Regions from separate parts of the Homo sapiens genome. Here region 2 is linked to region 1. A link is an interaction called in ENCODE POLR2A ChIA-PET data of the cell type or tissue named here. Cell type or tissue: OCI-LY7. All regions are shown on one strand. Region 1 holds the start of LOC124904860 (a long non-coding RNA gene). Region 2 overlaps TGM6 (transglutaminase 6).

What was found. Peaks named below come from ENCODE experiments on the same cell type or tissue, not always from the same donor. Only the 100,000 strongest peaks of a DNase experiment are listed, where the experiment ranks them.
Region 2: POLR2A ChIA-PET joins it to region 1 with 12 read pairs; 3 of 35 experiments call an interaction of 5 or more read pairs at or near these places.

The regions. Positions count from the first base shown.
Region 1 is chr20:2,222,846-2,227,845 of GRCh38, reverse strand. LOC124904860 (a long non-coding RNA gene) reads right to left here and starts at 2,663. Exons shown (of 2, transcript XR_007067501.1): 1 at 2,267-2,663. In OCI-LY7, no CTCF peak of the experiment used is centred here; no DNase peak of the experiment used is centred here.
Region 2 is chr20:2,396,554-2,401,553 of GRCh38, reverse strand. It overlaps TGM6 (transglutaminase 6), which reads right to left. Exons shown (of 13, transcript NM_198994.3): 4 at 4,930-5,000; 5 at 3,508-3,636; 6 at 1,816-1,993; 7 at 1,110-1,248. Among named protein-coding and RNA genes, the nearest start is that of TGM6, 18 kb to the right of the region's middle. In OCI-LY7, a CTCF peak has its summit at 3,779; no DNase peak of the experiment used is centred here.

The DNA of each region.
Region 1 (5,000 bases):
AAAAATAAAAAGGCCAGGTATGGTGGCTCACCCCTGTAATCCCAGCACTTTGGGAGGCCAAGGCAGGCAGATCACTTGAGGTCAGGAGTTCAAGACCAGCCTGGCCAACATGGCAAAACCTCGTCTCTACTAAAAATACAAAAATTAGCCAGGCATGGTGGCGCATACCTGTAATCCCAGCTCCTTGGGAAGCTGAGGCAGGAGAATTGCTTGAACCTGGGAGGCAGAGGTTGCAGTGAGCCAAGATCACACCACTGCATTCCAGCCTGGGTGACAGAGCGAGATTCCACCTCAAAATAAATAAATAAATAAATAAATAAGCAGTACAAGATCTTATCTTGATGACAAAGACCAAAGATCAAAAGACAGTTTGTATAACTTCAAGCCCTAGGCTAGTAGCAGCATGAAACTGGTCATACGTGCTGTAAGGAAGGCACTCTAAGAAAATCCAAACCTTCTAAAACAGATAAAAGTGGATCATCTAAAAAGATGCTTCAATACCACCTTGCCTAGGCTGCTATAAATTAATTATTCTGCAAACCAATCTGGATTGTTCAGGAATAATATTTATAAGTTAAAAGCTAAATCTGTATCCGGTGCTATTTAGCAATCACACCAGGTAAAGGTGTTATTGGCCCATTGTGCCTACTTCACGCCCTGTGAACAACCCATAGGTCATTCTAATCCCTGCCTAGGAGTTGTTTATAGGATCTGATTTAGCACTCTGCCTGTAACATGGCAGCTAAAATCAGCTTAGCCATCTGTCTCAAATGTTCTCAGTTCACCTCTTCCTATGAGTAAGTAGCAAAAGTAAAAAATGGTGTTCCTATATTCAGTAATAACCAACTGAAAAAATATAATAAATAAGGCCCTACTGACAATGGCAACAAAGAATACCAAATGCATGAGACCTACATACGGGAACTATAAAATTTTACTGAAGGACATAAAACAGAAGGCCTGAATAAAAGGAACGATATTCCATGTTCTATGGGAAATTTGGTACTGAAAAGAAATCAATCTTCTCCAAACTATCCCAAAGGTTCAATGTAATTCCAGTGAAAATTCTAGTGGAAAAATGAGTGTGCGAGAGTGTTGTGTGTGTGAGCGTGTGTGGGCATGCATGCACACGCATGTAGACAAGCATGTTTGCAGGGGTTGAGGGCACAATTTGGACAAATTAATTCTCCAGTTTTCTTGAATGAGACTATAGCCAAGGGTTTTTTGGAAAACAAAAACAGTGAGAATGAAATGAAGAAAGATCTTCTACAGAATTAGAGGAACAGAATAGAGACCAGAAATAGGCCCTTGTATTTATGAGAAATTTGTAAATGGTATTGGGGTAACTAGCTAGCATAAGAGGCCATGGCCTGGCCTGCTACTGAAGAGGCCCCAAGCTGGAAATCTTTATTGCATGGAAAGCCCTTATATTAAATTGAAAAGCTCTAGGCTTATAGCACAGGTAAAAATCTGTTAACAAGGATCCAGACATCAAGACATCTAGAAATCAAGTGTAGATCACAGGGCGGTTATGGAATAGTGACACTGTCATGTGAGGCAGAGCTGGAAACTATTGTATTAATGATATGACTCCCCATAATCCTGGGTTTGAAAGCAGGGGAGATACAGCAGACTCCTCTAATTCAGTCCTGGCTGTCTAAGCTCTGCCATCTCGGTGAGAATGAGCAATATGTGGGCCTTAGGGAGCTGTGACATCTTCCCTTTAAGGAGCTAAGTAAGTGCTTGCCACCACTAACTACATGTTAAGTGTCTTAATTCTGCAGACTCAGAAACTAACAGGGGTGCCCAGGTGTGGTGGCTTACACCTGTAATCCCAGTACTTTGGGAGGCTGACGAGGGAGGATTGCTTGAGCCCAGGAGTTCAAGACTAGTGTGAGAACCATAGTGAGACCCTGTCTTTAAAAGATAAATAAATAAAAATAAATATTTAATGAACTAACAGAGGTCTTGGCCTCCCATACCTCTCCATTGGGAAAAGTGAAAAATTAAACCTCTCTCTCACTCTATTTTTTTAAATATATTTTTTTCTGTAATTAGAGTTAAATATGAACTCTCCCTCACTCTAGACACAAAAATTAATTCCAAATAAATTAACCTTCTGATGCGACAATTCAACTTACAGGAATTTCATCTACTGAACACTCATAAAAAGTGGATCAAAATATGTAAAATAATATTTACTACAGTAATATTTCTGTTGGCCAAAAGAGTAGAAAATAATAGTTAATCTATGTTGAGGACTTACTGTGGCTTTGATTGAAGCTCTTTACACAGAGTCCCTCACTTGATCTTCACAATAGCGCTATGAAATAGGCGGTATTGTTATTTCCATGTTATAGGCAGAGAACCAGTGGTGGAGAGAGGTAATGATACTATCCAAGGTCATGCGTCTGGGTTTGCACTCCGAATATCTGGCTCCAAATCTCACTCTCTTAACTAGTACTCTTCACTGCCTCAATCCAAATGTCCATTCTTCATTCATTTATTCAAAAAACGTTAACTGAGCGCTGCCACGCTCTAGTCATTGGGATAAGCACTGGAGACACTGTGCACAAAACTAGGTATGGTCGGGTGCAATGGCTGACGCCTGTAATCCCAGCACTTTGAGAGGTTGAGGCGAGTGGATCACCTGAGGTCAGGAGTTCAAGACCAGCCTGGACGACATGGTGAAACCCCATCTGTAATAAAAACGCAAAAATTAGCCGGGTATGGTAGCTTACACCTGTAGTCCCAGCTACTGAGGGACTGAGGCTGAGAAAGGCAGGGGAATCGCTTGAACCCAGGAGGCAGAGGTTGCAGTGAGCCGAGATCATACTACTGCACTCCAGCCTGACAGCGAGACTCTGTCTCAAAAAAAAAAAAAAAAAAAAGTAGATATAGTCCCTCCTGTCATTGAGCTTACAGTCTTATGGGAGAACAAGACATACAACAATGTATACTTATAAACTGTGATGAGTGCAAGGAAGAAGGATATACAGTGCTTTCCTTTGAGACTATTTAATAGGTCACATGATGAAATGCAGGGTTTGGGGAACATTTCCCTGAAGATGCCACATCAGAGCTGAGATCTGATGGGGGAGTAGGTATGTGTATGTGTGTGAGAGCTTGAAATGTATTAGTGAAGGGAACAACTTGTATAATGACCCTGTGGCAGGAGGAAATGTGGTATAATCACTTACACCAGTCACCACAAGCACAATTTTAGGGCCCTGGCTTATAAGAAACCTATGCATGCCATCCTTTTTGCAACCTCCAAGCCAGAGGGTACTAGAGCTTGGAAGGGTGAAGGGTTACAGCAATTTGGGCCATGCCTCTAGGGGATGGGAGAGAAGGAGTTGATACGTTCCAGTTGCTGGGCTAGGACTTAGCATTCTTTGCGTGCAAACAGCACTTTGAGTAATACACATCTGCAGGATGGAATGAGTCTGTTCTCGTTTAGAGGGAGATCACTGTAGACCAGGCCTTCGGACATGTTCCCCTCCAGAAAGGAGAGACAAAGACAGATGGAAACAAATAAATGACCAGAGACAGAACTCAGTTCCAAAGATACACCATGGTAACAGTGGGAGGTCCTGGCTACTTCCAAAAGTCAGACAAAATCACACATCCACCTGCCCTCCACTGGAAAACAAGCTTCCCCAGACTCAATTCCCTGTTCAATCCATAAACACTTGGTAGGAACAAAGCACAGGATTGCATGCTGCAGGCAACAGAAAGAAATACTGTATGTACTTCTATATCTCATAGTGTTACCAGAAAGCAGTCTTGATCCAGACCCCAAGAGAGGGTTCTTGGACCTCGTGCAAGAGAGAATTCGGGGCCAGTCCATAGAGTAAAGTGAAGGCAAGTTTATTAAGAAAGTGAAGGAATAAACAATGGCTACTCCATACGCAGGGCAGCAGCGTGGGCTGCTCGACTGCTTATAGTTATTTATGGATCATATGCAAAACAAAGGGTGGATTATTCATGAATTTTCCAGGAAAGGGGTGGGCAATTCCCAGAACTGAGGGCTCCTCCCCCTTTTTAGACCATATAGGATAACTTCCTGATGTTGCCATAGCATTTGTAAACTATCATGGTGCAGGTGGGCGTGTCTTTTAGCATGCTAATGCATTATAATTAGCATAGAACGGAGAATAAGAATGACTGGAGGTCACTTTTGTGGCCATCTTGGTTTCAGTGGGTTTTGGCTGGCTTTTTTACTGCAACTTGTTGTATCAGCAAGGTCTTTGTCACCTGTATCTTGTGCCAACCTCCTATCTCATTCCGTGATTTAGAATGCCTAACTTCCTGGGAATGCGGCTCAATAGGGCTCAACCTTATTTTACCCAGCCCCGATTCAAGATGGAGTCATTCTGGTTCAAATGCCTCTGACAATAGGGCCTCAAATTATTTTTGAATAACGAGCAGTATAAATAAATAAACATAACAGGAAAAACAAGGCATACACACATAAAAAGGTCAAATTCTGCATAAAATACATTGTGAACACACCATATTAAAACAAACCAACCAAAATGCCATAAATAATAAAACGACTGGAAAGAAATATTTCTTAAAAGGTATAAATTATGTTTTGCCTCTCAAATGTGGAATTATATAGGGCTTTTTACTTTTTATTTTTTTTGAGATGAAGTCTTGCTTTGTTGCCCCCGCTGGAGTGCAATGGCATAATCTTGGCTCACTGCAGCCTCTCTGCTTCCCAGGTTCAAACGATTATCCTGTCTCAGCCTCCTAAGTAGCTGGGATTACAGGCGTGTACCACCACACCCAGCTAATTTTTGTGTTTTTAGTAGAGACAGGGTTTCACTATGTTGGCCAGGCTGGTCTCAAACTCCTGACCTCAGGTGATCCACCTGCCTTGGCCTCCCAAAGTGATGGGATTACAGGCGTAAGCCCCCACACCCAACCTATAGGGCTTTTTAAAGCTACATTTTTATATTTCCCGAAATTCTAAAATAAGCACAGACTTCATTTTT
Region 2 (5,000 bases), 170 kb before region 1:
TACTTAAAACATTATGGAAAATAAGGAAAACTCTGTGTATTTACGTGGAATTGTTAAATGTTCCAGCAAGAACAGTATCACATAAAGCTGCCAATACTGTTTAAGCAGGGAAAAGGCGGGGAGGCACTGTAGGTATGTATGTGCTCGTGTCTGCAGAGCATCTCTCTGACAGGAGATGTAGCAGACAGTGATAGTGTTGCCTCCAGGAGGAGGATGGGGAGGCTGGGGAACTGGGCGGGAGGGAGACATCACTGCAACCCATTTTGTACCTTTCAAATATTAAACCACATGAATGTTTTTCCTATTTCAGAAAATTAAGTAAGTTAGAATGAATTTTTTTTTTTTTGAGACGAAGTCTCACTCTGTCACCCAGGCTGGAGCGCAGTGGCATGATCTTGGCTCACAGAGGCAACCTCTGCCTTCCAGGTTCAAGCGATTCTCCTGCCTCAGCCTCCAGAGTAGCTGGGACTACAGGCGCCTGCCACGATGCTTGGCTAATTTTTGTGTTTTTAGTAGGGATGGGGTTTCACTATGTTGACCAGGGTGGAGTGTAATGGTGTGATCTCAGCTCGCTGCAACCTCTGCCTCCTGGGTTCAAGCAATTCTCCTGCCTTAGCCTCCTGAGTAGCTGGGATTACAGGTGTGAGCCACCGTGCCTGGCCTGGAATGAATTTTTTAAAGCTTTATGTGAAGAATTTTGTTTTAGCTAAGGAAGGAGTCTGTTTCCCACCTGAGACACACAACACGGAGAACCGCAGCTGATACGGAAGCAGGAGCCTGATCCAGAGGTACCTGTGCAGAAGGAGTTCCCACCCCACCCCACCCCAGGAAGCCACAGATTCCCAGACAGAGTAGAACCGGGCGTTCAAGGCAATCAAATCTTGAGGCCCCTCCTGACCTCTGAGTCTACATCTCTTGACCTCAGACCTTACATCTTGGAAGAGGCACCACTATCCGCAGGGCGCCTCTCACTCCCTCCAGAGCCGGCTCAGATTCAGGAGAGCTGGGCTCTGGGCCTGCCGCTCCCTGGTGGTGTTATGGAAGATGAGGCCTTGCTCCACCTGCTGGGCTTCCAGAGCCCTCGGGCCTAGGCTGGGGGCAGGACCCACCACATGCTGTCTTCTGTCAGGTCCTCCAGGGTCCGCCCGAAGGAGTCCACGTATTTGTCCACACTCAGGTTCTGGTCTGTGTCGTGGGCTGAGTTGAAGTTGGACACGACCCGTGTGGCTATCCCCAAGCACCTGAGGACTGCAGAGCAGAGAGGCTCGGAGCAGGCGGGACCCTGGCCCCTGAGAGAGGGGCCTGGCTTCCACAGCAGGCGCCCTGGCTCATTTGTGGCCAAAGCCCTCTGCCACCCCATCTTTGTCTGTGTGTCTAGTTCATCAGGTTGTGGGGCTGAGACTCCCATCTCCACTCTCAGAAATGCCACCATCTCCTGCACGTTCTCTCAAGGACTTCAGGATATGCTGTTGCCACCTCATGTAAGTAGACAGGCTTTGAGGCTGGCAGGAACTTGGAAGCCACCTAATAGAGCCCTCATCTTCCTGAGGGGACTGGAGGCCAAGGGAGCCGCAGGGCTCGCCCAAGGCACTCAATGAATGAGAGACAGAGGGAGCTAGGACTCCTTCAAGATAAAAGATCAGATATGAAGGAAATAAATTCTCTGGCTTCTCTCTTCATCAGCCAGACTTCGTTCTCCCTGTCAATGAATCCATCAATGAAGATGGGTTGCAGCATATGCAAATATATGTAAATACATTTAGATAGAGGAAGCTGGGGGCACAGGTACCCTGGGGCCCTTCTCTCCCAGGGTACCTGTGCACAGGACTCCGGCGAAGACCCAGCACTGGCCGTACTTGACTGGCTTGTACCTGCCCTTGAGCCACTTCTGCAGAATGGCCACGCTGCCGCGCCAGTGCAGCGGGCTGGTGCCGCCGCCGTACTTGCCCTGCCACTGTCCTTGCACCACACCTCGGTCGTTGTTGCTGTTCACCTGGGCAGAGGAGGGCACGGGTCCACAACCAGGCAGGGCTTCCTACCTCAAGAACCGCATCGTGGTCAAATCCTGTCCAACTTTGGACCACCAGGTCCATCGGGGTCACTCTTGCTTTTTAACTGTCTGAAAATTAGGGGCATCTGTTGCCTTAAAATACCTACTTCCTGGTAGCACTTGTCATTTTCAATTATCTTCCATTTGGATACTGTGTTGTAAAAATCATTACAACTTTAGAGCATTTCCTATGTTAAATGATCTGTTTTGGGGGACTGTTGGCATAATCATTATAGGGACAGCTAACATTTATTAAATGCTCATTGTGTGCCAGACACCACTATGCCAAGAATTTTGTGCACACTATATTAACCTGTTGAAGTTTACAATGTAGGTTTCATTATTCTTTTTTTTTTTTTTTTTCAGATGCAAAAACTGAGCTTCAGAAGCATTCAGGGACCTGCCCAAATCACACAGCAAGTTAGTCCAAGTGGTGATCCATGAGTCTAGGACTTGGACTTGGGAGCCTTGAGTTCAGGACTTTCACTGTCCTCAGGGCTGTGATGCTCTGCTGTTTGGGATTGTCACTCATGTTAATTCTCTGTGCTCCAACTGCTCTCTGAGGTCTTGAGGAATTGAGAGTATCAAATAGGAGAAATATAGCTTTGTGCAATTTTGGAATCTCAGATACCCACCCACTGACCTTAATACCTGCATGTGGTAGAGGGAGGTGGTGGGCCCTGCAGACACCTTTTGGGAGGAAACACCATAGCCTGAGGCCTGTGATAGGTTAAAGTTGTCATGCCTCCCACGGAGAGGTGGGTCTATGTCCCACTCAAGAAGAGGGTTCCTCTTGAGTCTGGGCTGGCCTGTGACTAATTTGACCACTGACTATGGTGGAATTGATGTTGTGCCAGTTTCCAGGCCTAGACCTTATAAGACTGGGAGCTTCCACTTCCTCTTTCTTGGAAGAATTGCTTGGGGCAGGGAGGTGGGGGTGGGGAGCCATTGCTATGCATGAAACTGCCATATTGTGGGGAAGCCCAAGCTAGCCACATGGAAAGGTTGTGTAGAAAGAGTGATGACTGGTGGGTCCCAGCTGCTCCAGCCACCCCAGCCCAGAACCTGACATGAGGGTGGGGAAGCCATCCTGGACATTCCAGTTCCAGGAGACATGACATGGATGGCAACCTAGGAACTGCCAACCACCAGAACCAAAGCCCCAGACAGAGGTCCTGTTAAACCATCCCAGACATATGCAGTCATTAAGATATCCCCAGAAGAAGCATCTTGGAGTGGAACCAAACCATTCTCATGGTGCCCTGCCCAAATTCCTAGTCTAAAAAACAGTAAGCATAATAAAGGGTTGTTTTACACCACTGAGTTTTGGGGTGGTTGGTTCTGCAACAACAGCGAATTAAAACAAGGGGTGATGGGAAGAATCACAGGTTGTGGCCCCGGGGTTGGCTGGGGGATCCTTGAGGAAGTACATGTGCAGGGATGGAGGGGCTTCTCACCATGGCACTGATGACCCTGGTGACGTAGATGGGGTTGTGGCGGCAGGACACGTCGGTGGCTGGGTTGTTTTGGTGACCGGGGCTTCGATCCAGGATGGAGAGGCAGATGTTCAGGATGTCCTCCTCAAACTGCTCCCCAGAGAGGCTGTGCTTAGAGGCTGCGTTCAGTCACCCATATTCCAGGCCCTCCCACAGCCCTCACCCGGTCAGTCACCCCATCTGTGCAGGGCAGTTTGCTGCCCCCTCCAACCACCAGGGGCATCACAGAGCACCCCCTAGTCTTGGAAACCCTTCCTCAAAGAGTCACCTGGGGAATCAGAACCTCAGCCTTAATCATGTCTCTCCCCTGCTCAACAATCTCCTGTGGCTCCTGACTACCCACAATAAAGTCTGAGCTAAAATCGGAGGCTCTCGAGCCACATCCACCTCGCTGATATGCTCATTTGGTCTACATGATGTTTTCAAACACATTTGAATTAGTTAACAACATTTAAAAATTGGGGAATTTTTGCATACACATTTAGGTTTCTGGTCTCTGATAATTTGGAAGGTCTGGCAACAAAAAGTGGGTGCTGAGTAGTGGCTACCCCTTAGGTGGACCCTAAACTCTTCACTATAACTTCCCTGCCCAGCACCCGAATCCCAAAGCCTTTAAACCCCTGGCCTGCAGGGCAGTGCGTGACTCCTCAGCCTGACAGTCAAGTCCAGTCTTTCTTCCACCGGGGACCTGGAGCTCAGGCAGACAGAATTCCTCTAGCAGACTCAAGACTCCCTACTTCCCACGTCCGTGCGGCTCTGCCTGCTCTTCCCTCTGCCTGGGCAGATCCTGCCTCACTGTAGAGACCCAACTACAATATCACGTAAGCCTCCACAATGGCCGAAGTGGAGGTTCCTTTCACCCTCTTCTGGACTCCCTTTGCTTCCATCCCTATCATTCTGACTTTTTCCTTCCCCTATTGCACCTGGTATTGGAACTACTTATCTAAGCCAGTGGCTGTTAAAGTGTGGTCTTAGGCCAGCAGCATCAGCATCACCTGGGAACTGGTTAGAAACGCACATTCTCAGGCCCTGCCCAAGACCTACTCAGTCGGCAGCTCTGGGGGTGGGGTCCAGCACGCCATCCCTCCTGGGATTCTGATGTACGCTCGTGTTTGAAAACCACTGATCAGAGCTATTCATTTTTCCACAACCATACTGACCTGTTCTGTGTCCAAACCTTGTCCAAAGCACCTCCCCTTCCCCAGGACCCAGTGCAGGCCCTGGCCCAGTGAATAGTAGATGAATGAATGAATGAGTGGGTTTTCTCTAGGAGTGAGCCCCCCTTGTCCCTCCTGAGAAGAGTGAGCAGACAGAGGGACTCCAGTCCCACCGACCTCCCCATGCCCCAGCCCACATCCTTGTCTGGCCTGTGCCCCTGGAGACCTGCCCGTAGTTCCAGCCCTGGGCTCGTATGTGCTTCTCCACGCCTCGGAAGATGATGCCGCTGTCGCTGA